Linked DNA regions of Mus musculus: regions 2 and 3 are each linked to region 1. A link is a loop called in an ENCODE intact Hi-C map of the cell type or tissue named here. Cell type or tissue: left cerebral cortex. All regions are shown on one strand.

What was found. Peaks named below come from ENCODE experiments on the same cell type or tissue, not always from the same donor. Only the 100,000 strongest peaks of a DNase experiment are listed, where the experiment ranks them.
Region 2: it touches region 1 in a loop (2.3-fold over the local background); 3 of 42 quality-filtered maps call a loop at or near these places.
Region 3: it touches region 1 in a loop (2.2-fold over the local background); 11 of 42 quality-filtered maps call a loop at or near these places.

The regions. Positions count from the first base shown.
Region 1 is chr10:43,217,405-43,225,404 of GRCm38, reverse strand. Pdss2 (prenyl (solanesyl) diphosphate synthase, subunit 2) reads right to left here and starts at 3,919. Exons shown (of 8, transcript NM_027772.2): 1 at 3,345-3,919. The coding sequence starts at 3,643. In left cerebral cortex, a CTCF peak has its summit at 3,883; DNase peaks (open chromatin) are centred at 3,966, 4,651 and 5,374; H3K4me3 peaks cover 2,014 bases; H3K27ac peaks cover 1,740 bases.
Region 2 is chr10:43,271,793-43,279,792 of GRCm38, reverse strand. All of the region lies in intron 1 of Pdss2 (prenyl (solanesyl) diphosphate synthase, subunit 2), which reads right to left. Among named protein-coding and RNA genes, the nearest start is that of Pdss2, 54 kb to the right of the region's middle. In left cerebral cortex, CTCF peaks have their summits at 3,876 (motif pointing left) and 7,368 (motif pointing right); DNase peaks (open chromatin) are centred at 3,479, 3,858 and 7,275; H3K27ac peaks cover 439 bases.
Region 3 is chr10:43,168,705-43,176,704 of GRCm38, reverse strand. It overlaps Sobp (sine oculis binding protein), which reads left to right and starts at 2,175. Exons shown (of 7, transcript NM_175407.3): 1 at 2,175-2,729. The coding sequence starts at 2,634. Gm51799 (a long non-coding RNA gene) reads right to left here. Exons shown (of 3, transcript XR_003949000.1): 3 at 7,026-8,000. It overlaps 9030612E09Rik (RIKEN cDNA 9030612E09 gene), which reads right to left and starts at 2,006. Exons shown (of 1, transcript NR_102361.1): 1 at 140-2,006. In left cerebral cortex, CTCF peaks have their summits at 1,017 and 3,042; DNase peaks (open chromatin) are centred at 4,388, 5,374, 5,651, 7,544 and 8 more places; H3K4me3 peaks cover 5,501 bases; H3K27ac peaks cover 3,997 bases.

The sequences.
Region 1 (8,000 bases):
ACAACAATTATGAAAATTGTAAGGTATGATATACATTTATAATGTCCAGTCCATTTTATTTGGCCATTTAGATAAAGTATTTTATCATCTATACTAATTAATGAGTTTACAATTCTGCACCTCACTTATCTTTGATTTTTACTTGTATTATATCTGAAACCCAACTTTTTAAAATCTAGAATACCTTCCTTGATGCTAAACAACATAAGTTTAGTTGTGAGACTATAACTATCTAGTCTTCAACACCATCTGAGCTTTGAAAAGGAATAAATATTATTTAGGTATGCAGGAAGCATAGGGATGAAGCTTCTAAAAATCATAGAAATGACAGAGATAGCTTACTGTCTGGACAGTCCCTAATGTTCCTTATAACACTGGAGTATCTATCTTCAGCCTTCTGGCCCAGAACATCTGACAGACCCCAGATGAATCAGGAATTATGAAGGACTAGCTTACCCTATCTTGGCAATGCTTAGCAGTAAATTATCCTGCAAACAGCATTTTGTCTATAGATAGTACATTTCTTGCCCAGAGGCTAGCTTACCACAATTGAAACAACTGTATATGGAGGTATCTTAATAAATAAAAATAATTATCTTAATTATTTTAAATTGTTTTAATTGTCAACATGAAGGTAGTTATAATTTCAGTGATTATAATTGTATTAAATACTCTATGACAGAGGTCAAAGTAGAGCAGATCTAAATAAAAAAGAGCCTGCAAAATTGAATCAGTCTATACTTTAGATTTTATACTTCAGGTTGCTGGAACAAAGAAAAGGTATTTTGGGAGAAGGGCTCTGTATTTGTGTTAACAAGAAAAAAAAAAAAAGGTTTTAGACTCCTTCCAAAGTAATAAGGATCAGACTTGATAGAGGGAGACCCCCCTGAAGACCTTGGCTGCAGTCAGGAAGGAAAAAAGTCAAGAAGACCAAATAGGACAGGTAACATAATTTGCTGATCCCTCTATATGGGAACAAACCTGAAACTGGCTGAAACATAAAAATGTCTCTAGCTAGAACTTCAACTATACATAGCCAATGAGTCTTGTTGGCAACAGAGTTCTTAAAATTCATCACGCCATCCTTTCATATGGCATGAATGAAGATTTATTACAATTTGGTTATTAATCAAGCTGACTCATAAAAAAGACAGGTGCCTTTCACCTGCTCAAACAAGGAGCAGAAATTCATCCTTAACTGATCTATGCACCTTGCTCTACTTCGGAACCACATACCCAACCTAACAATTTGGTTATTTGAATACATACATTCCAATGTATGCATATACTACATTTCATTAATAGATTTACCCACCAATGAACACATGATCAGCTTCTACCTTCTGCCTATTGGAAACAATACTAGAAACATAAATATATAACTATCTGAGACTCTGTTTTCAAGTCTTTTAGAAATATACTTAGAGGAAGAATGGCCGAGTCACATGTTAACTCCTAATTTTGGGGAGGATAAAAACTCTTCACTTTGCATAACCCCTTTAGGACTCATTCAGGTGTACACAGTGATATCAATTTTTTTAAAAAAAAAATCAAATTGCATTTGTATTTGAGAGAACACATGCAGGTTTTAACAAGTGTGTATACATGTGAGGCAAGAGTATTTTCTTTATCTTGCTCCATCTTATATTTTGAGACAAGGTCTCTCATTGAACTCATTAATTATGTAGGCTGGCTGGCCAATGGGCTCAAAGGCACAGCCTGTTTCCACATTGCACCCTAATACTTGGGCTACAAAACCCACTTGCACACACTTTCTTGGCAACCAGCTTTTTTGTCAGTACTTGGAATCTAAACTCAGGCCCTCAAGCTTGCACAGTAGGCAATTTAATGACTGAGACATCTCTTCAGCTCCACCAAATAGAGCTTTATGGTTATGGATATATCACAGTTTGATCAACCATTGACCAATAAATGACGTTTGAGTTGGTCAGGTTGGGGCTATCCCAAATACCCACGCTGAGTATCATTCTCTTAATTATCAACATTTTGCTGTCAAGACTTTGGCAAATTTACAGCCAACTTTCAACACTATAAACACCCCTGTATAGATTCTGATATAGACAAGGTGTTTTTTTTTTAATTATTTCTTTAGGATAAATGTTTATGAGTATGATGGTAAGATGTATAATTTAATCTTATTTAATTTAATCTTATAAGAAATTTCCATTTTCCAGATTGGCCATACTGATTTACATACATGCCAAATTTAGTTTTTCTGTTTCTTCACCAGGATGTCCTTCTGTAAATCTGTATTTCATTCCTCTTAACTTTGTGACAGATCTCATAGTAATGTAAATCTGCAATTCTCCTATGGCTAGTGGTTTTGAACATTCATAAGCCCACCTGCCATCTTTTTGTCCAGCTCTTGTTTGCTTTTTCACTTTTGAGTTTGAGAAGGAGTTTCTTGTTTAGCACTGAATTTGCTGGTTTAGCTAGACGAAATGTCCATCACACTGCAGAGATCTCCAGTTTTCACATCCTCAGTACTGGTATGAAAAACCTCCACTTTTGTTGCTGGCGATCCAAACCAGGTTGTAGGACTTGTTCAACAAGTACTTTGGCAAAGACATCTCCCCTAATCCTCTTTGTACTAGTTTTATTCTCATAACTTTTCTGTGTGCTTGAAATAAACTACGAAACATGAGGTATGAGTTGTTTTTTAAGTGATAAATTTTTTTTTAAACCCTAGTGACAAGTTTAACACTAGTCTGGCATTAAGTGGTAAAAGCGTCAGAGGAAACTGACTTCAATCTAGATAGTCCAATACCTGGATATTTGGGGGTTTTTTTGTTTGTTTGTTTTTTGAAACAGGGTTTCTCTGTGTAGCCCTGGCTGTCCTCGAACTCAGAAATCCGCCTGCCTCTGCCTCCCAAGTGCTGGGATTAAAGGCGTGCGCCACCACTGCCCGGAGCTGTCTATTCTGCCTGTCTCTCTTGTCTTAATCTTTCTGTAGGTAAACAGCTTAACTTGCTCTGTAGACCAGGCTGGCCTTGAACTCAGAGATCGCACTGCCTTTGCCTCCCAAGCTCTGGGATTAAAGGCATGCACCACCATTGCCCGGCTCTATTCCATTTTTAAAATACCACTTCTTGACTGTGACTAAATAAGTATACATCTCTGATACCTTGACAAGCCATGAAGCATCTGCATCTCTAAAAGTGAAGAGAAACTGTAAAACACGTTCAAGTTTTTCTTTTACGAAAACCATTTATCCTGGGCCAAGTAGAAGAATGTTAAAGGGACACCAAAGAATACCTTAAAAGTTCAAAAGAAAGTTAGAATCAAGGAACTGGCCAGACCCAGAGTTACCATGGGTCGCTCACCTGGCAGTGGTAAGCAGAGGGTGTCCCGTCCCCACCAGCTTCCGCACCTGCATGGCGATATTGCTGAGCTCGTCGCTCAGCAGGCAGCGCAGGCTCATGAAGGATGCGGGGTAGCCCACGATCTTCTCCGCCTCGGACACCACCTGGTTCCAATGGGCCGGTGACCTGGAGGAGCGCCCGCGCCAGGAGCCCGCCGAGGAGATGCTGTCGAGGGATCTGAAGTACCACCAGTGGCGACTGGGGGGACCTGAAGCCCCGAGGTAACCGGACAAGCGCAACAGCAGCTGCCGGAGGCTCATAGTTTTGAGTCTGAGAGGGTCGGGGACCTGAGGAAGGTGGCCAGAAATGACACGGGAAGCAAACAAGGGCTGAGGAGAAACTTTCAGAATCTAACAGGAGACGGCGATTCCAAACCCTCAGAGAAGTATGGCTTTCTGGAGCCGTAACCAGGAATAACGTTTGCTGCTTCTGCAGCGCAGACTGGCGTAACCCCAGCGGCTGCTCAGAACTGCACTGGATACCTGCGCTGGTAACCACAGCCAGTGCCTACATGGGGGGCGCCATGTTGGAGGCATGAAATGCGGCCTGCCGTAAAGATAGGGGCGGGCTGATGAGCGGCAAAGAGTGCTCTTTACTTTACGGCACAGCTGGGACCTCCCCACTAAGGGGCGGACCCTCAGTGATGACCGGAAGGCGAGAGATGGAAGGGAGCCTGTGCCCCAGGACGTCGGTGTCCGCCCTTTGGCACCCCGCTAGCCCTGGATCTAGGCGCTCTCGGGGTCTCTGCAGCGTTTCTCCCGGCCCAACGCAGAGTGAAGCTTATGTAAATAAATGTCTGTATCGTGGGTCCGCGGCGAGATCGTAGGCCCGTGGCGCAGGCTCGTCCGGAAGCCTTTTGCTCCTGGGCGCCTTAGGCCCTTGGTGGGGGCCGCGGACCCGGGAGGGCGGCCCCGCTAGCTGGGCGACGACGTCTCCTCCGCGGCCCCCCCAGAGCTGGAACGCAAGTGGATCGGTGAGGCTGAGCCCTGCTTCCCTCAGCTTCCTGGCCGAAGTGCCAGGATTTCTGTGAAAAATCCAGAAAATAAGGATGCTGTGAGAATGGAATGAAACGTCGCTTGCTCCGGGACTGAAAATTCACTGGCATGAGTGCATTTCACATATTAGCTCACTTAATCTTTTGTTGAGTTTTAAAGATAATACTATTCCCCGGATTTTAGGGGGGATGGGGGGGAACGGAATGAGGCACAGCCAAATTGTAAGTTGTTATGGTCACATTAAGCAAAATGTGAACCTAGAGGATCTGGTATCTTTTTTTCTCCTCTCCTTTGGGTACTAGGGATAGAGGCCAGGCCTCATGCAGTAATGCTAGGCTAGTGCTCTACTTCGGAACCACATACCCGACCTAACAATTTGGTTATTTGAATACATACTCTTAACCACAACATTAAGTAATATGTTACCAAAAATTCTTTCTCATTGCTAAAGTAAAATTGTCAGTGTGACGACGCTTTCAGTGTTGGATGGAACGTTTTTTTTTTCCCCTAGGCCACAGTGGCCTGAGACTTCTTACTGTGTAGCAAACTGACCTGTAACTTCTTGACCCCATCCACCTCTCAAGTCCTGGGATTACAGACGAGGGCCAGAGGGCCACTCTGCTCTTCGGGTGCCACCTATTCAAGCACGTCTAGCATCTTGCCCTTTCTAATTAGACAAAACAAGTGTTGAAGTCCTTGTTAATCATAAAAAAATTAAAAATTACAAAACCTTAAATTCAATCCCTTGGGAAGAAAAAAGTAACATTAAGATCAGTAATATAAAAATAATAAACGACTTGTTACCTACATTTTACACTCAGGAATGGTTTTTAAAATTCATGTGAGCTTTCAAAATTCATAGTTGGTATTTTTTAAGCTCACATTATGTAAATGAACTAGAAAAACAAAGAGAAATTGTTCACACAAGATGCTTTTAGCCACAGAAGGTTTAGCGGCAAACTCCCTTTGAGTGCCAAGTCTCCTGTGATTTAAAGATTCTGTTTTTGAGCCAGGAATGGTGGTGCTTACAAGCACTCAGGAGGCAGAGGCAGAAGGATCTCTAGGTTCAAGAGCAGCCTGGTCTACATAGCCAGTTCTAGGCTAGCCAGGGCTCCAGAGTGAGGGCTCCATAGATAAAACAGCATATTAATTAAAGGTGAATTATATTTAAAAACAGTCTCCCCATAAGGGAGTTCCTATGTAAGATTCCTAGCAATAAAATCCAAGTATACTACTATGTAAAAATAAATGTAAAAGGTGAAATATTTTATCATTCTAAAGAGTTCTAAGACCTAAGCTGGGTTGTCCAAGGAGAAGGAAGTCAGAAAAATCCAGAGAAAGAGAGAGACTGAGTGTAATATATCGAGCATCTGAGGCTGCTTCTTCAAGATCATGGTACCTTAAGAGTAACTTTTCACACATTTGCTTTAATGAAAATTCACAGTATGTACTTTAATTTCTTCACAAAAGCCAAGTGCATTATTCTCTGGTCTTGGTCTGTTAGCCACGTTTTTGATTATTCATGGGACTTCTGCTCCCATTTACTTTAAATAACCAGCACTTTCCTTTATACTTAACAGTTAAAAGGTTGCATTGTATCTAGTGGTAATCAGTTTTGGAAAATTAAAATGATATTTGTTCTTTAGTCCTCCTGATTTATATATATATATATATATATATATATATATATATATATCCTTCAATCTTTATAGCTAAAGAGATGTCTGAATTTCAAGTGACAGGCTGTGAGGAGTAAGGACATCTAATACCACTAAGAATGCAAAGTAGCACACAGCAGTTAGATAATCACAGTATTGTATACACATTTGCATTATGACCCAGAAATATCAACTCTAGGAACCTATTCCAAAAGGCAAAGTAACTAAAGCAAAAGGTTGTTCATTGCTGTATTGATTTTAATAGAAAATAATCCAGACCTCAAAGTGGGCACTCGAGCACAACTGGACGAAAGAGGATCACCCCTGTATCTTTCAGGATATACATCAAATTAAAAATGCAAAGTACAGAGTAGTATAACACATTTTTTTGTGAAATAGATAAGACTGTGAATGTATTTTGGCATGTATTCTGAACAGGAAGGAACAGAGATCAGCAAGGAGACTGGTAACTATTCTATAATCCTTGGCTATGTAGATTTGGTTTTCAAATCATGTATACATGTTATGTATTCTAAATAATTTTAAATACAGAAGAAAAATCTAATTCCTAGAATTTGAAAATTCACAGAAGCAAATGATGTAACTACATATTAAGTTGCCATGTCATAACCATACCAAGCAAATAACTAATGACTTTTAAAAAATGATATTTTCATCATACGCCGTCCGTAGAATATGTTCCCTGGAAGAACAGAGCTACAAAAAGATCTTTAACTTCATTCTTATGGCTCATAGAAATGTAGATGCTATTACTTTCTAATCCTACATGTTATATGCAGAGAGTTGTTAGGTATGTGGATCTTTCAGAGTAAGTAAAATCCATATAATACTCAAGTTGAGTTAGAAATAATAAGTTCATGACTTTTTTCAAAAATGTTTCTTATGTAGTAATAAAATGTATTTATTAACCGGGCGTGGTGGCGCACGCCTTTAATCCCAGCTCTCTGGAGGCAGAGGCAGGTGGATTTCTGAGTTCAAGGCCAGCCTGGTCTACAGAGTGAGTTCCAGGACACCCAGGGCTACACAGAGAAACCCTGTCTCAAAAAACAAAACAAAACAAAAAAAAAAAACAAAAAAAATGTATTTATTGAAAAAAAAAACAAAAGATTTTGCTTTGTGTACCAGTTGTATAGTATAATAATCTTTAGCATTGTGTTGTACTTTTGATACACTGCTTTCTATAAAAACTAGGAAGGTGCTTTGGAGAATAGTCGCGCGCACGCGCACACACACACACACACACACACACACACACACACACACACACACATACCAATGTATGTAATGGATGTCTTGTCTCAGAAATCAAGGAAGCCATTTAAGTCTAAAAGACTAGTGAGACAGGACAAAGATCCAAAGACACCAACATAAGGGTTGATGAGGGAACAATGTGACCATCAAAAAGTAGTAAGACCTATAACTGATTGAAATTCATTGACTACACATGAGCTCACGCCTTTATAACTAGATGCAACTTCGGCAATGAGTAAAAGAATTGAGTGTTTATCCTGCTTCCCTGTGTAAATTCTGCTCAGTGGTCTTTTATCCTGGCTCAGTCCCTTGAAAACTGAACCTGAGACAAGGGCCTACTCTTTGGGCCGTTGATTTTGGACGGTGATCTCAGGATGACTAGGGAAAGTGAGACAAGGAAAGGCAGTATGAGAGTGTTCTTGAATTAGTCACCACCACAGGCGGTGAGGCCTCGGGCCACGTAGAATAGACTTCAGGATTGCCACCCGAGGTGAGAAGAGAGCACATATTAATAAGCAGCTTGTAGCTCTGGCTGCTCCAGGTTTCCATCTCGGGGCTTTGGCTCCTCACACCTCCAGCGTATAAAAATGCGCTAGGCGGAGGAGTATCCCCCACCTCAGGGATCAGGGGGTTGTGGTGGGGGGACAGAAAATGAGGCATCTGCATGTCCCAAATAGCTGCAAATGTATACG
Region 2 (8,000 bases), 54 kb before region 1:
AGATAACCACAAATGTGAATCTGATGAGAAGCAAGAATGGATTGAAACAAGAGTAGTGCATGTCTGTAACGATGCTCCTCTGCCACGGCGTCTCAGAGAACAAACAAGGAAGTAATGCAGTTCCCTTAACCACACCCCAGAAAGGTGTAAAGCAATATTGTTATTTAGAATCAATCTCCAGTCCATGGACACAGTAATGGCTTTCAGGAACACAGGTGCTGTTCCACTGTGGTAACTTGCTAGCAAACTAAAGACAGCCAAGAAATTATGAATGTGATTAGTCTGCCAATAAAGGTGGAGTAGCCATTCCAGTGTGCATTAGCAACTCAGTAGGAGTAAGTATCCTGAACCTACAGAGGTCAATCCAATGGGTTCAGAAACCTTCTTACTACGATCATCCTATAGGTATTGCCATGCATTTTCCAAGCTGGATTGAAGAATGTTTACATTAAGAACAGCTGGAACAATACTGCTAGTTTTAATTATATAAAATGATCATTCGTATCACACTTACAAAGGAGTATTTGGTAAATGGTATTTGTTCTCAATTTGTACCCTATAAATTCCTAAATTCATGTCTGCCCCTAAGTTTGCCTGTTGTTTTCATTTATAAATTCTTTCTGTTTCTCTTACACTATAATTAGTTTATTAGAAGTGAGATATTTCACTGTACAGGACAAGTCATGGCGGGGGTAGGAAAGGGGATGCACATTTACCAAAGGGGTGAAACTGGGCAGTGTAAGATGATACTATGATCCAATGGGAAAACAAGATCTCTCCTTTAAAAAGGAGTAGAGAGTCGGCACTGGGGTGAAAGTGGGGGGGGGGGTAAAGTTCCACAAATATGATTCTAATATACAGTCAGTTTTAAAGAGACTGTGATTCGCCTCCCTTTACCCCAATGAGGAATTAATGTCACAGCAGCACCTACAGGACATGCACCTTGGTGTTCCTGCTTTCATTCCAGAAGGCACCCAACTAAAGCAAAGAAAGACTGTGTGGCTGTGCTCACTCTCCCGTCATAGAAACGTCTTCATTAGGGGAGTTCAACAAAGTGTAAAACTAAGGTATGAAGACCTTTTCCCATGAATTATTCCAAACAGCATTGTCTACCTGTCAGAATATCATTAGTAAGAACTTAAAATAAGTTCCTCCACGGTGAACAAAACAAATGCCTTCTGTGTTTCCAGTGCACTTAGCAGAGATTCCGTTCTGAAGAACTCTGAAACAGTCAGCAGTGTGACTTACCATTTGTCTCACAGGGGGACCTGCATAATTCAGGTGTTGGAAGTATGAACTGAGGTGCACTGTCCCTCCTATCCCAGCCCAGCCCCCAAGTCACATCTGTGATGCTGAAGTCCATAAGGCTCACTGAGATTAGAATCTGTGAGTGTGGATGCTGCAGGTTTTCGTGTAGCAGTTCCATCTGAGATGAAACCTTCTAACTTGGAAGGGTCTTAAGATACAGGGTGTTCTAAGGCAAGGTCCCCAACCTTCCGAATGCTGTTACCCTTTAGCACTGTCTCTCATGTTGTGGTGATACCCCAAGTGTATTATTATTTTTGTTGCTACTTCAATAAGTGTAATTTTGCTAAGGATCATAATGTAAATATCTGATATGCAACCTCCTGTGGGGGTAGAACCACTGCTCTAAAGCAAAGTGAAACAGTCAATCCTGCAGCGGTCCTGGAGTCAGGAAGTAACAATTGAAAGGCTTGAGAAGTCCCAGAAACTGACCAGACAGACCCCACCCCCAGTGCTCAAACCAACTAAGCCACCAGGGAAGGGAACTCTCCAACACTGCCTGCCACCTGCAAGCACAATTCAGTTTGCTCAAGGCTTAGTGTGCCTTGAGCTGGTGCTGCGGGGGGAGGGGGGGGGCTCTGGTGATGCAGGTGACTGAGTCATTTCTGTTTCCATAAGTACCCCTCAGCCATCCTCCTGTAAGCAACCCTGATGGAACTCCCAGGTCCACCAATTGGACTTTGGTCGTGTCCTACATGTGGTCTGTCACTAGTTCCTTATCTAGAGTGAGTAGATACTGTTCACGTTTCTCAGGCTTGTGTCACACAGCACAGATCCAGATCCAAGCTATCTTGGGCTATATTCAGCTTATTTAAGAGTCATTCACTGCCTACTTTTGCATCTAACCTAACATCTTTGTGAATATCAGGTAAACCTTTTGGGGGTAGGAATGTTTAACAAATCACAAGTTTTCACCATGCTAAAAGCCAAGAATTTTATCAGATAACATCTGAAACCTGTAGCAAGAGACAGTGGTGGGGTCCTTAGCTGGGGACCTAGCCCACACAGGGCGCCTGGACCTAACTGTTCTCCCCACATGTGGCCGTCTCACTGTTTCCTCAGCTGGTTGTGTTTACTCAATCAGAGGACAGACGGCCTGCTTTGCTATAAATTGCCTGCCTGGCGTTTCTACTGGTGTATCTGAAAAGCACCCTGATAAATTATTTTGTTGTTATTCTTCTGTAAGTAAGTATATAAAACCTTCCTGAAGCCATTCTCACACTGCAATATGGTTCTTGAGGCAACCTGATGTTGTCACCTAAGGCCGTGCACTTGCAAACTCTTCTTCCCGTTAAGGTGACAGGTATGCTTCATAGCAACAGGACAGCTGGCACATTTCTTTTGCAGCACACGTTCAAGCACATGGGAAAAGCATATGGGTGCACTGTCCTCTGAAGAATACAAGTGCATGCAGCAGCCTCGCAGTCTGCCCCACAGGAAAGGAGCTCTTGTCTGATGGACTGCAACAATCTTTATCCACGTTCATCTTGACTTACAAGTACCTTGTTTGCTTGGTTCAGAAAAAGTAAACAAAATGATTTGCAAACAGGTGTGATAATCGACATCGGAGGATAAGGCATGACTGTATTACAGCACGGAAATGGCTTCTCTATTGTTTGTTTTCTTGCAGTTCTACAGGCTACTGGAGTGTCCACCAGCCATTTATTTGTTCCTTCAGAAACTCCACTTGGCTCTTTGTAGATCTGGTGCTATTCTGCCAACATCATGTTATATTAAGCCCTCACAAAATAATGTGATTGAGGTTTGGTTCTTTAAAAAATTCAAAACCCGGAAAAAGGGAAAGAATACGAACCCTAATGCATTTAGGAACAAACAACCTATTACAGAGAATAAGTGTGTCTGGCAGAACTCTGGAGATGACAGAAAACAAGAGGAAACAGCATTTCTTAATGTCATTTAAATATGCACACAGGAGACAGGGAGATGTGCTAGGACAGAGAATCAACAGGAACTCCACTATTCCTGCACACACAATAGGGTCTCATTAGCAGTAAAAGAACAGGTGTCTGGGGACCCATTTATAAAGGCTATTAACTATTGTGAGCTGCTGGGTCCCAGATTTATTTTAGTACTAGGCAACAGATTTAAAAAGATACAAATTTAAATCTACCCATTAGCATGTGAAAGCAATGCCCAGCTTTGCAGTCTAGTTTAATGGAAGGTATTCTCCAGTAGTCCTGCCAGGAGGGCAGTGAAGCTCACAAGCACTTCCCAACGCCCACAACCATCTGCATTCTATACCTCATCTGAATATTAAAAAATTGAGGAATGATCTTTTTGTTTTGACTTGTCAAAATGAAACAGGATCAATCTACAAACAATCTACAAGAACTAAGTGTTTATCAGACTTAAAAGAAATGGCAAACATGTAGTTTTGTCTTAATCAAATAATGACAAACATGTAGCTGTTTTAAAAGCTGAAAAGAGTAAGAAGGGGCACATACTGCTCTCAGAGAGGACTCACACAGCAGCTTACAAATGCCTGCAAAGCCAGCCCTAGGGGATCCAACACCCTCTTCTGGCTTCCACAGACACTGCACACACTTGGCACACACGCACACACCACATAAATATAAAGTAAAAATAAATCTAAGACCATTTTTTTTTTAAAGCAGGAAAAGGAATCACACAGACCTCTTGTCCTGGATCCAGTGCACTTCACCATATTTTATATTTACTTTGAAAATCGTTGAGTGACAACAGTTATCCTCTAGTAATATTTTACTGTCTCATTTCAGATGACTAATACATATCTCCTCCCCTCCCTCCTCCCTTTCTGTTTCACACGTCTCCAGTGTCTTGCTAAATTGCCCACACTGCCCTCAAATTTACAATCCTCCAATGGCCTCCAAGGTAGGAGAGATTATAGGCATGGAGCACCCCACTAGTTTCCTCTGATACACTTATTTACAGAACACAGAGACAAGTGTAGTTAATACGCTAGCCATTATGGTAGAAGCTAATACCCAAGGACAGTATGAAGGTCAACGAGCTAACGGTTATTGTTGGTATCATGTCAAGCTTACACTTACCCGTGTCTAATACTTTAGTTTCACTTATTTGCTTATATAATTTTCTGATTGTGCTATTTTTTTCACTTACTTAATATGAAGAGATTATACTTGTACCATACCTTATAGAGACTAAAGGTCTACAACTACGACTATTCAAAGCCAATGTAAACATGAAATGGTAAAAAGGAAAAAAATTGAGATATTGATAGGAACAGCAAAGACAGAAACACAATTCTTACAAATACATTGCTCTTTTAAATGGAATTGATTTGATGAGGCCAAGGGCTCTCAGTTTGGTATTAGTAGCATCTTGTGCTGGACCTTTGCTGTAATAGACTACAGAGTGTAGGTTTGTTTAATAGCATCCCAACTGCTAGCTGCCAAGAATAGGCTCCCTCCAGTTGTACTAGCCAAAACTGTCTAATATACAGCCATTGTCCTCATAGGTAAAACCACCCCTGGCTGGAAATCAATGGGCAATGCTCTTCAGACTAATGATACATACTGAGTATTACCTAAAGTCAATCAAATCAGTAGCTCTAGTATTGTCTCAAATACCTTCAGATCTAAGGCACCAAATATTAGGATAACCGAAGTAAGAAATAAGAGCATGTGTAGTTAATAAAGCTTTGGTTTTAATTTTATGATTTCATCAGTAACTTGCCCAAAAAGTCCAAAGAAATTAATGAGGGAGAGGTATCTTTCTTTATCCTAACTCTTGTCAGATTAGAAAAAGCCCCCTCCAATCCCTCCCCCACGAGGACCCTTAGTACTTCTTTCTTTCCTATGTTGCCAATTTTGCTTCCATACAGATTTCGGTCAAGTACACTCCGGATGTGGTAACAGTCGACATAGTTCCTCCTTGACCTTGCAATGGTCTAGGAACACTAGATAATAACCAGATGCTTTGTTTTGCTCTGTGTATATGGATTTGACAGGCAAAAATAAAGTTATAAAGCCATTCTTAAACTTTATACATTTCAAAGATCCCAGGACTACTGAAGGGTTGCTGAGGTAGAGAAGTAGACTGCCAGACCTAGGTCCAGCATCTCACAGGACTTGTTCCTGCACGCAAACACTAACTTACTTAACTAAGAAAGGAGGTCTTCTCCTCTGTAGTCCCTCCTCGGAACGACTGACACTAAGAGCGGCACCTGGTTAAAAGGTGGGGCATACGGCAGGTGAAAGCTGGCCAGCAAACACCAAGAGCCACACGAATGAGACCTGATGACCAAATGTGAGGTGGCTCAGAATCAAATTTAAAAAGAACCCCGCCCACTGGAGGAACGGTCTAAGAGACAGGCCTTCCTTCCACTGCTGCCCTCTATGCCTCTCTGACTTGGAAGCTCTCCACAGCCAGGATGACTTGAATTCAGCAACCAGAATCACCAAGACAGAGCTGTTCATTTTGGTTTTGACTTTCCATTGGAAAAGTCACCAAGTGGTTTCAAGTTCTCACATTCAACAAATTTGTTTCTTCAACACTATAAAGGGAGAAAGAGTAATCTGTGTTCTCACAGAGGGGTGCCTACAGGCCGAAAAGTCCTCTTAATATTGTTGTTTTGACTCTGTGGATAGTGATATCTCCAACATGAGCTATTTGGACATAACTTTATATCTTAATTTACAAACTGGGTAATATTTTCTTTAGCAAGAATAGTATTTTGTAGTACACACACACACAAATCAATGCAAGTGTTAGAGATACATGAATATTTGATTTCTATAGATAACAACTTATTTTTAGTTGGAAAACTGCAATGCCAAACTATTTGGCATTTAATACTATAATCTGCATACATTACAATATTCATGTATATTATAAATATTCAAATCCTATTTGAAAACTTGGAATTAGAATTTTAACAAAATTGTGCTTCACGTTTTAAAGAATGCTTTCATTTTTTTAAAAAAAGTAAACATGCCAATTTGATAAATGAATTTCAACTTCTACTAATAAACTGAAATTCCTTTCTAAATCTCTATACTATAATATACATTCTAATATATAATAGTATATACTATATACATAACAGAAATGCCAATAAACTTTTAAATCTGTAAGTTACATTGGCATTGTACAATTCATACAAGTTCTTATATAAAATAAGCACATTTACACTAGCTCCAGTGTCTTATAAGCATGGGATTAACCTAACAAAGGACTCTTTCATTGTAACAGCCATGTGCTGGCACAGGCTGCAGAGCGAAGAGTTTTGAAATAAACGAGGCTCTTTGATCTGCTTCACTTTCCAACTGATATTTCAAGGGAAAATTTAGGGTTGATATTTTCTACTTGATCCTACAAGTATCTTTCCACTAAAATACTATTTCATTTAAGTAGCAGACCCTAGATATTTTTATGCAATGAAAATTAGACTTCCCTCAATAACGACTAAGTATATGGGGCCTCAATTGTAAATAATACACATGAGATATTAAATCACTTATGTGGATCAGTAAGATGGCTTAGTGACTAAGACATCTGGAGCCAATATTGATGATCTGAGTTCAATTCCTGGGATTCACTGGTGGTAGAATCCCAAGTTGTCCTGTCATATACATTCACACACTAAATAGACAAACCAATAGGTAGTATAATTTTTAGAATTAAGATCATTTATATAATACAATCCAAATCATTAAACTTGAAATTTATAGAGATTTTGAACTCTCGAAATGGAAGGGCTGGTTAACAAATAGAAAATTAGGAATCATAGTACTCTGCAATTCAATCAAAGGCAGACAGACAGTTGAGGAAACCCTACAAGAGAACAGTATGAGCTTTGTCAGGGCTGCTTCTACTTTCATTGTCTAGCTCTGTGAGCCCAGGAGAGCAGGGAAGGCTGTGAAAGCCGCTGGCTCTGTCCCTTCTGTCAGAGAAGATACATTTGCTAGCTAACAATGCGCTTCATAATCAGCAGAGACGGCCTGTGGCTCCAGGGCCAAAAGAAGTGGATTTCATTTGAGGGAGCAGCAGAGTCTGTAGGAGTCAAGGATTTAACAGAAAATTCCAACCACCAGAAGGGGGAAGACTCCATATACTTTGGAGGCTGTATACACTGCAGTTGACTTCCAAGAAAGCCCATGTCTTCTCAGCTCTCAGTGTGTACAGATGAGACATGAGAGAGTCCAGCAGGAAACAAGCCAGGGCAACCTGAACCTTCTGTATGCTTCCCTTCTTGCACAGATTCTTCGGGTGGAGCTAGAAGCCTTACTGGTTCCAGGTGTTTCAGCAGAGCTTATGCCCAGCGTTTGGCTGATCACTACTCGATATAGACACAGGGCAACTGCCAGAAATTGAGACTTACAAATAAAATCAGGAGAAAAAAACTGCAGAGCACAGATGTTGCAGCTGCATACCATATAGTGCAGGGGAGCCATAAAACAAGCAAACAACAACCAAATTGCCTAAAGAGAGGGAAAGGCCAGAACCTAGACTTGCTACAATATATTATCTAGAATGTCTAATATTCAACAGAAAGTCATGACTCGTGAAAGAAATAAGAGCATATGACCCATGAGAACCAATCATCAGAAACTGCCTAGAAATGCCTTTAAGTTAATATATTTAGCAGAAAATTCAAAGTGGTATTATAAGAAAACTTTAAAGAAAACCAAGTATTGTGCCCAGAGAGCATTCATGAACTCCAAAGACCA
Region 3 (8,000 bases), 49 kb after region 1:
AACTTGTGAAACTGTATCTAAGACAGGGGGGTATACAACTTGTTACTTGATATCAGCTGAACAACAGTGAGTCAATTGTGACAGCTCTGGCCCCAAAGGAAACAGAGAAGATGTAAATGTTTCCAAGAGACAAAGGCTTCTTATTGCATAGTTTATTTTACAACATGAGTCTGTAGTTTTACAAAGTAAGGGGGAAAAAGTTTTCCTACCACTTTTTTTTTTTTTTTTTTTTTTTTTTTTTAGCTAAACACCAAGAGGACAGAACAGAAAAAAACAAGCCTACCAACAATAGGATGATGGAGACACCCTCTATATATAGTGTAACCATACATACTATGAATGGTGTAACCATATATAAGGATCACATTCCTTAGTGATGGGGAGGAGTCCGGGCTTCTCTCAGCCTCCTTAACTACTGGGTCGCTGGAGGTTTACCAACGTCTTCTGCAAATACATATGACCCAGCCAGAGGACTTGGGGCTCTGAAGCTGGATGCACATCTCCTTGGTTTTCATCTACCCCTTTTCTTAAATCCTTGACACGACCCCCTGGCTTTTCACTATGACCCCTAAAAGGCAAAAGCTGGCTTTTAGAAGTTCCCACAGGCCTTCTGCATGGCTTCGGGTACACAGGTACTTTCCCTCGCACCCCCAGCACACGAAAGAGAAGATGCTTTCCAGGGTACCCTCCCAAATATTTGTACGAAACACATTATGCTAAAATGCAAAAACAGGCCTCATAGGGTTGTTCAGCCCTGCAGAGTACGCTCCCAGATATCTGTAATTCTATGCTTAAAGAGACAAAACCATGCTAAAATGCAAATTAGGCAAGGCAACACTCAGAATGAACCCCACTTGATAGGCCGAACTGAGATTTTAATGAAAAGCTTACTCATACCCCCACACCGAATTCATTCTATCTCTTAAGGACTTAAAAATGTGTAATTTTAAATTCCACCACTGTCATAATGAACACTCCGTAATAACAAGCCGGGGAACAATGGACACCCCCATATCACATTGTGTCAGGTAATTACAAAGTGGAGCGGCGCGGGAAAGCTGAACTGGGAACGTCTAGGTGTCGTTCCTTTGCAGTGTGTGTAGGAGATTTTCAGAGCTGTGTGTTGTCTCTGGAGCCTCATCAAACGGTTCACGCTGATACCTCAACCCAAAAGACAGGGACAGGCGCAGCCGACCTTGGTCCAGGGCGTGGACAGAGGCGGCCCAAGAGGAAACACGTGAGCGCATGGAGGATGAGCTGGGCTTTGGAACCAGCAGATGCGAGTCTGGTGGAAGAGTGTGGAACCTGATGGAGAGGAGAGGGTCCTGTCGTGCGTGGCGAGGGCGTGGGGCTTCTGGGGGGAGGGATCCTGAGCGCACAACAGTACCCACTAAGCCCAACCCTTCCCATTAAGCACAGGGCACGGTGAGGGTGCAAGCCGGGTCACCGGGTAAAGATGCTACTTTGTAACAGAGCATAAGCTTGCGTTTGGGGCAGAGGGGGAAGGGAGACAGAAAGAGAAAGAAAATCAGGGAGCTGGAGGCTGAGTTGTCCTACTTCGAAGTCCTTCTCAGGAAGGCAAAAGCTTCCTGGCAAACAGTCTGACGGCGCGCTGTGCTGGAGACCCCTCTAAGCGACATTCAGCCTCCACACAGCCTGCCGTAGTCTTCGGAGCAGGACACTGGTGCCTGAGCGGTGGGTCCGGTCTGTGTTTCCCTCCGCTCCCGGGCGCTGCAACCCCGGAGCCGAGTTCTCGCTCTGCCTTCAGGTCCCTGCGCCCTTTCAGCGCTCCACCTCCACCCTTCACCCCGCTATGTTTTGCCTCAGCGGCCTCTAGGTCATCCTCAGAAGCCAACTCTGAGCCCACCGGAGCCCACGTCACGGAGCTCGGGAGCAGGAGGGGTCGTCGCGGGGAGGTGGCGGCTCCGAGTAGGGCCGGTGCCCGCCGCCCAGGAGCAGGCGGCCGCCAGCAGCCCCCGGAGCCGCGCAGCATCCGCGTCTACAACGACCGGGAAGCCACGCCCGCTCGCGAGCGGGGGGCTGGCCTTGTCCCCCCCACCCCCAGCCTCCCCTCCCTCGGACCCCTCCCCGCTCAGTCCCTCCCTCCGCCCGCGGCTCGGCTCGCGGGAGGCGCTGGGCGCCGGGGCTGGCGCGCTCTCCCGGGCGCACACACAGATCCACGCACGCACGCCCAGAGCAGCTGTCTCCGCCGTGGCCGGCGCTCCTCTCGCCCATGCGGACAGACAGAGCTCAGGAAGATGGCTGACGACTCCTTCGGGCCCCGAGGATGCAGCCCGGCGGCGGCGGGAGCGGGAGCGGCGGCGGCGGCACCGGCAGCGGCGGCAGCAGGAGCGGCGGCGGCGACGGTAGGAGCGGCGGCGGCGGCATCCCCGAGACTCCCCGGGCTACCCTTCCCCGTGACGGCCACTGACGGTCTCCGCCGCTAGAAGAGACCCCGCTCCTCCCTCGCCTGTTCCACCCCCACCCCCAGCCCCGGACCCGCTAGCACCGCTACCTCCGCCAGCGTTGCCACCATCAGCACCACCTCCACCTCCGCCACCGCCACCGCCACCACCACCACCGCCGGCGGCGGCAGCAGCCATTTCATCTCCACAGAAACCAGACACAAAAACATGGCAGAAATGGAGAAAGAAGGGAGACCTCCGGAAAATAAAAGAAGCCGGAAACCCGCTCACCCTGTGAAGAGGGAGATCAACGAGGAGATGAAGGTATTTTCGGACTCGGAGGCCGGGGAGACCGAGCTCTTTATTCCGTCCGCTCCCTTCGGGCTGTTGTGTAGGCTGCGGGGGGGGGGGGGGGGGACAGGGGCGCGCTTGTCAGTTTCTGCTGGGTCCCTGGGACGCCTCAGCTCCCCCTCCAGGTGCAAAACCGAGGCCAACTCATGGGCTGCATCTCCGAAGTCTGCCAACCTCAGATTTGATGGGGGCGAGGGGGGGGGGATACTATTTAACCTCACAAACCCTAGACTGGTACAGATGTTGCCGGGCGAGGGCACTGAACCCCAGTGGCGAGTGAGCATGGTGCAGTGGCTTTCCTGATGGTCGGTGTAGTATTTCTCCCTTTTTCGGAAATGAATCTCCGGACCCCTCCAAAGTTAAGAGCTGCCGGACCGGGGCACCCGGGATACCTGGATTCCACCCCTCTTCCCGGTCCATCCCCAGGCTCGGTGATCCCGCTTTGCTCCAACTCGCCGGCTGCGGCGGTGTAGCTGTCAGTGGCGGAGGCTTGGGCCGGAGCGGCGCGGGTCAGGGACGCTGCAGCCAGCGGGCTCGCCTCGCCGTCCCCGGCCGCTCCTCTCTGCTTCTGCCCCGGGTCTCCCGCTCGCCTCTGCACGCCTCACTTTCCAGTTAGCAGACCCGGCAAGCCCGGCTGAAAGCCAGCTGTCTGAGGGGCGGCCTCCGCTGCCGCCTGCCCATTGTTCGCGAAGGCCAGCCCCGAGTCCTCTCTGCGAGGCCGGGCGCCCTGCCAGGCCAGCGGTGCTCCAGAGGTGGCGAGCGCAGCCTCCTGGCGCTCCAGCTGTTCGCGTAGAAACCCAAGAACACGGCTCAGCCTGGACTCTTCTGTCACCCCCACTTCTTTATTTTCCTCAAAGTTGTGTGTTTTGCCTGGCGAGGATTTTATCTTGTGTGTGCATTATGAGTTTCTTGATTTGAAAAAGAAATCACTTTACGTACATAGATTTGTTTCTATGATATTAAAATATGTAAGGCTTGTTTTTCGCGTTTCTTGGCGTTCTCCACTTCTGTCTGCATGGAATCTTCAATACAGTCAGGTGACTTGGTCAGCTTTGGTTAAGTTTGTATTTGAAAGGCAAACTGGTTAAAATGGTATGGGACTAATTCACTGTTATTGCGGCTTGGGCATCTTCTTGGTTATAGCAAGCGTATTTGGTGAGGGTGCTGCGAGAAAGCCCACGTTTAGAAGGGGCAAACAGACACACATCTTAGGTGTTTGTGAAACTAGGTGTATGTTCCTAGCTTTGCCTCTCTCCCGGGAGTTTTACTTGTATTCCACGCTTTGGAAGTAGGGCTTTTATTTTGGGAGGAGGTGGTGGTGGTGAAGAATTTAGTGTCTGGAAGCAGGAGTTATCCGTCTGGGAAAGTTAGGAAGCTTTGCCTTGGAAATTAATACCATTCCCTGTAACAGAAACCACTATTGATTCTAATGATAGACAGTTTATAAAAGAAAAAGAAAAGAAAGAGATCTGTAAAAGTTGTTTTCTCTTCAAGAGGCAGAGTGTGTTCTGCAGTTCTGGCCCCTCCCTCCTGTCTTGCGTTTCTACATTACTTTTCCGTGTCGTTTTTAAATGGAGAGTGGGGGACGACCAGAGAAGGCCACCAGGCAACCACAGCTAGCTCTGGCCCTTTAAGATGCTGCCTAATGCCCTCTATATGGATGGCAGCTTTTAAGTTTCATAGGTTCTAGAATTACAAATTAGCTAATTTTAATCAAAACATGTGAAATGTTATCCCGGCTGGATATAAAGGCTGACTGTGCTCAATGCTTGGGGCTGGTGCTGTTGGCTTTGGCTGCAGGCACTCCGTGGTTTGGGAGATAGTTGTCCTTCTACAGTATAACAGATGTTTGTCTGAACTAGCGAGGAAGAAACAAAAACAACATTGTGTGAAGGGGAAAAATTACAGTTTTTAGCCCATGCTGCAGGACTGAGTATGGGATTAACCTGGATGCACAGAACTTCCTCTTTTTAAAAATGTTATTTTTCTTTCTCTAAATTGCCTTCTACTATTTGAAGCCTCAATCCTTCTTTCATTCTGTGGCATTAAAAGATTTTTTTTTCTTTTTCTTTTTTCTTTCTTTTTTTTTCTAGCACATAATTGAATTGTGGCATTTTTCTCTCTGGTTTGGAACAAAATGAAAGGGTCTGGCAAAATTTTTTCAGTCATATCCATGTATACCATGCCAGGGTGTCTGATGAATCTCTAGGCATTCTTCTAATAAAACATCATAAAAAAATCTTTGTTTAAAGTAGCTTCTCAAAATCACAGACTTACTTTGAACTCATGAATATTTTTCCTGATTTTAATATTAATAGCCACATCAACAACTTCCACCCCACCCCTCCTGGTATTATTATCCCTTCAGCTTCCTGAACTGAAGTGTAGGGTAACATAATAAGTTGGTTGCCCTGTATAAAATGTGTGCAACAAAATGTCATCCAGAACACAATGTAGCCTTGTACAACTTCATATCAGTGCCGCTGGGGCTGCCGGGCTGTATTTGCCTTCATCTGGACCAGTGTAAACTAAGCCCTGGTAAGTAATCACTGCCCAGCAGAAAGAAAGGAATGTATACAGCTAGCGGGGCCTAAGCTGTAAAAACGGAAACCTGAGCCCCCACTTCGGATCACATATCAAGGCTTGAAGGTAGGGGAAATGAAAGGGGAAAGGAGAGAGGAATGGAAAAGTCAGCCTGGGAAGTGGAGATCAGGAGGAGGCCCCCCTCGGGGAGATTTGGCCCAGGGATTAGGGAATTTTATCGCGGTGTACAGTGACCTACTCAGGTTTCAACACTCCTTGGATTGAGTTGCTTCTCTGTGAGCTGAAAGAAAAGGGACTGGTGTGTATGTGATTTTTTTTTCTCCTTTGGGTAATAGAAAGGACACTGGTACAAGTGTCTATTTTAAGTGCAGCAAATGCAGAGTGTCGGGAGCGGCCGGCAGAACTGCCTCACTCAGACACTTCAAGATTTTTCTAATCGTGACAATCACATAGTTAGCTAAAAATGGCTGGAGAAGCCAACCTCGATGAGGTTTCGCTGACACCAGTGATGGCAGTGGGGGTGGTCTTCACGAGGCTGTGGGCTAATGCTGGCTGCTGTTTCACTAGATCAGATAGAGTTACGTTTTCCTTATCACTGGTTTAATGGACATGGCAGTTGTAACAAATTTAAAATGTGATACAATATAATTTTGTGTGTGAAAAGTACACGACTTGGCATAGCTTGGCTCTGGTGTCCTTCAGGGGAAATATCCTCCCAGCTGGAATGTTTGTCTTACTGTGAGCTTTGTGGTTTTTCTTTATCTTTTCTTCTCTGGATGCTGATTTTTCCTGGCTTAAAGAAGAACTGAGCAAATTCTTCTGCTAGGGACTTCGTTATACTTATAATTATAATTACGACGCCTTACTTAATAGGCATAGTAAAGAAGTAAAGAAGATGTTAAAAACTGAGCTAGCAATCAAAAAGTTGTATAGCTTGCTTACTTTGGGCTTCTAAAATGACTATGGGGATTCTATCTAAGTCAATGTAACTCTGATAGGCTGTTCCTTACATGTGTCATAGTTCATGGAAGTCAACACAGAGAAATTCCAACATATGGAAGAGTTAATTAGCTCAGGAATTTTCCCAGAACGTGGTAGATACCATATAAAAGCTATGTATTAATGAATGTACAAATTATATATATATATAATATATATACATATATAATATATATACACATAGGTATATGTGTGTGTACACACACACACACACACACGCACACATATATATATATAGTCAAGATATGTATTTGTGCATATAAACCTCAGTAAACTGTGCTCAGCAGGTCCCAAACAATAACACAATTCAAAAATTTCTAAACTATAAATAGAGATAATGAGTCAAATTTTTATCTTTTAAAACTTTGACCAATCTAATGTGCTCAGGTTGGGTGGGCACTCTGACCTGGAGACCTCCCATTATCCTTAATTTACTTACAATGTTTGGCTTCTTTATCAAGTACTCAACTATAGGGCTATTTGTGTGAAATGCCACAAGATCTCACTTTTGCTGAAGGTTTCTCTCTACAAATATCATCAATAACTAATCTGTGGCTAAAATTATACTTCGGTCTTGTCTCCCACAGTTTGAGGGGTTCACATCTGTTAGGATTAGTAGGAAAATTTCTGGTTGGTTCTCTGATGGTCTCTGTTGGGCTTTAGAAATGTTAATTGCTGGGACAGGAAAGGAAGCTGCGGAGTTGAATGACTTGATGTTATAAAAGAAAGGGATAGAAATCAGGGGATGGCCTGGAAAAGCCCCTGTGCTTAAGGCTGAAATGAACTTATGTCCAAAATAGGTATATCTTAAGGCTTAGCTTGGGAAACACCATTCTGGGGCCAGTTGCAGTATGCCTCAGGATCTTAGTAAGTGGATTTGGGACCAACCTCTACTGGAGACCTTTAACACATTATATCAGGCTGAGCTGGAGCCTCTGGCAGGGCTAAGGACTAAGGTAAGTGGGGCATAACCCTAGCCCCTTGGGAGCAGGGTTGGAATACTGCTGAGCATTTCTCCCAGTTACTCATTACGACTGGACCGACCTTAAGAGATGGTACGAGGGCTCTGAGAGTTAAGCCTTCTGCTCTGGTAGGATGGGATTTTTATGAGTCTCCATTGGTGACTGGATGGGTATGGTGCGTGGTATAATACCGCTCTCTAAGCCTTATACAGCTTGTAGGCTCCAGATACTAGGAAATGGAAAAGGAGCCCTCCACTTCCTCCCGAATCTGAAATAAGCATTTGCAATAGAAGAAAATGAGTCTGACAGACTCATTCCCTTCTGTGTTTCCTGCCTCGCGGCCTGCCAAGCACCGCTCCAAGGAGCCAAGCCCTGCTTTTCTTCTGTGAAAGACAGACAGACTTATAGGAACGAAGAGGGAACGGAGTTCTAAGGAAAGTCCAAAACAGGGCCTCAGTGAAGATTAAATATTAGTGAGCACAGTGGTTCTCTAAACAGGGACTTTCAGAGAAAGGCCAGACTCTTTGCATCTTGATGTCCGAGGAAATGTCTGTTTGACTTAAGAAGGCTTTACACTTCTTTTTTTTTTTTTTAAAAGAATAAGGTGTTAGATTAGAAAAATGAGAAGGTGGGACATAAACTATATTCCTGAGGTCTAAAACTTCCTCTTCAGGACTGAGATATTGGCCACACTTGCTTTCTCTAACTAATGAAATTATTGAATGTTTTCCTGAAAGAG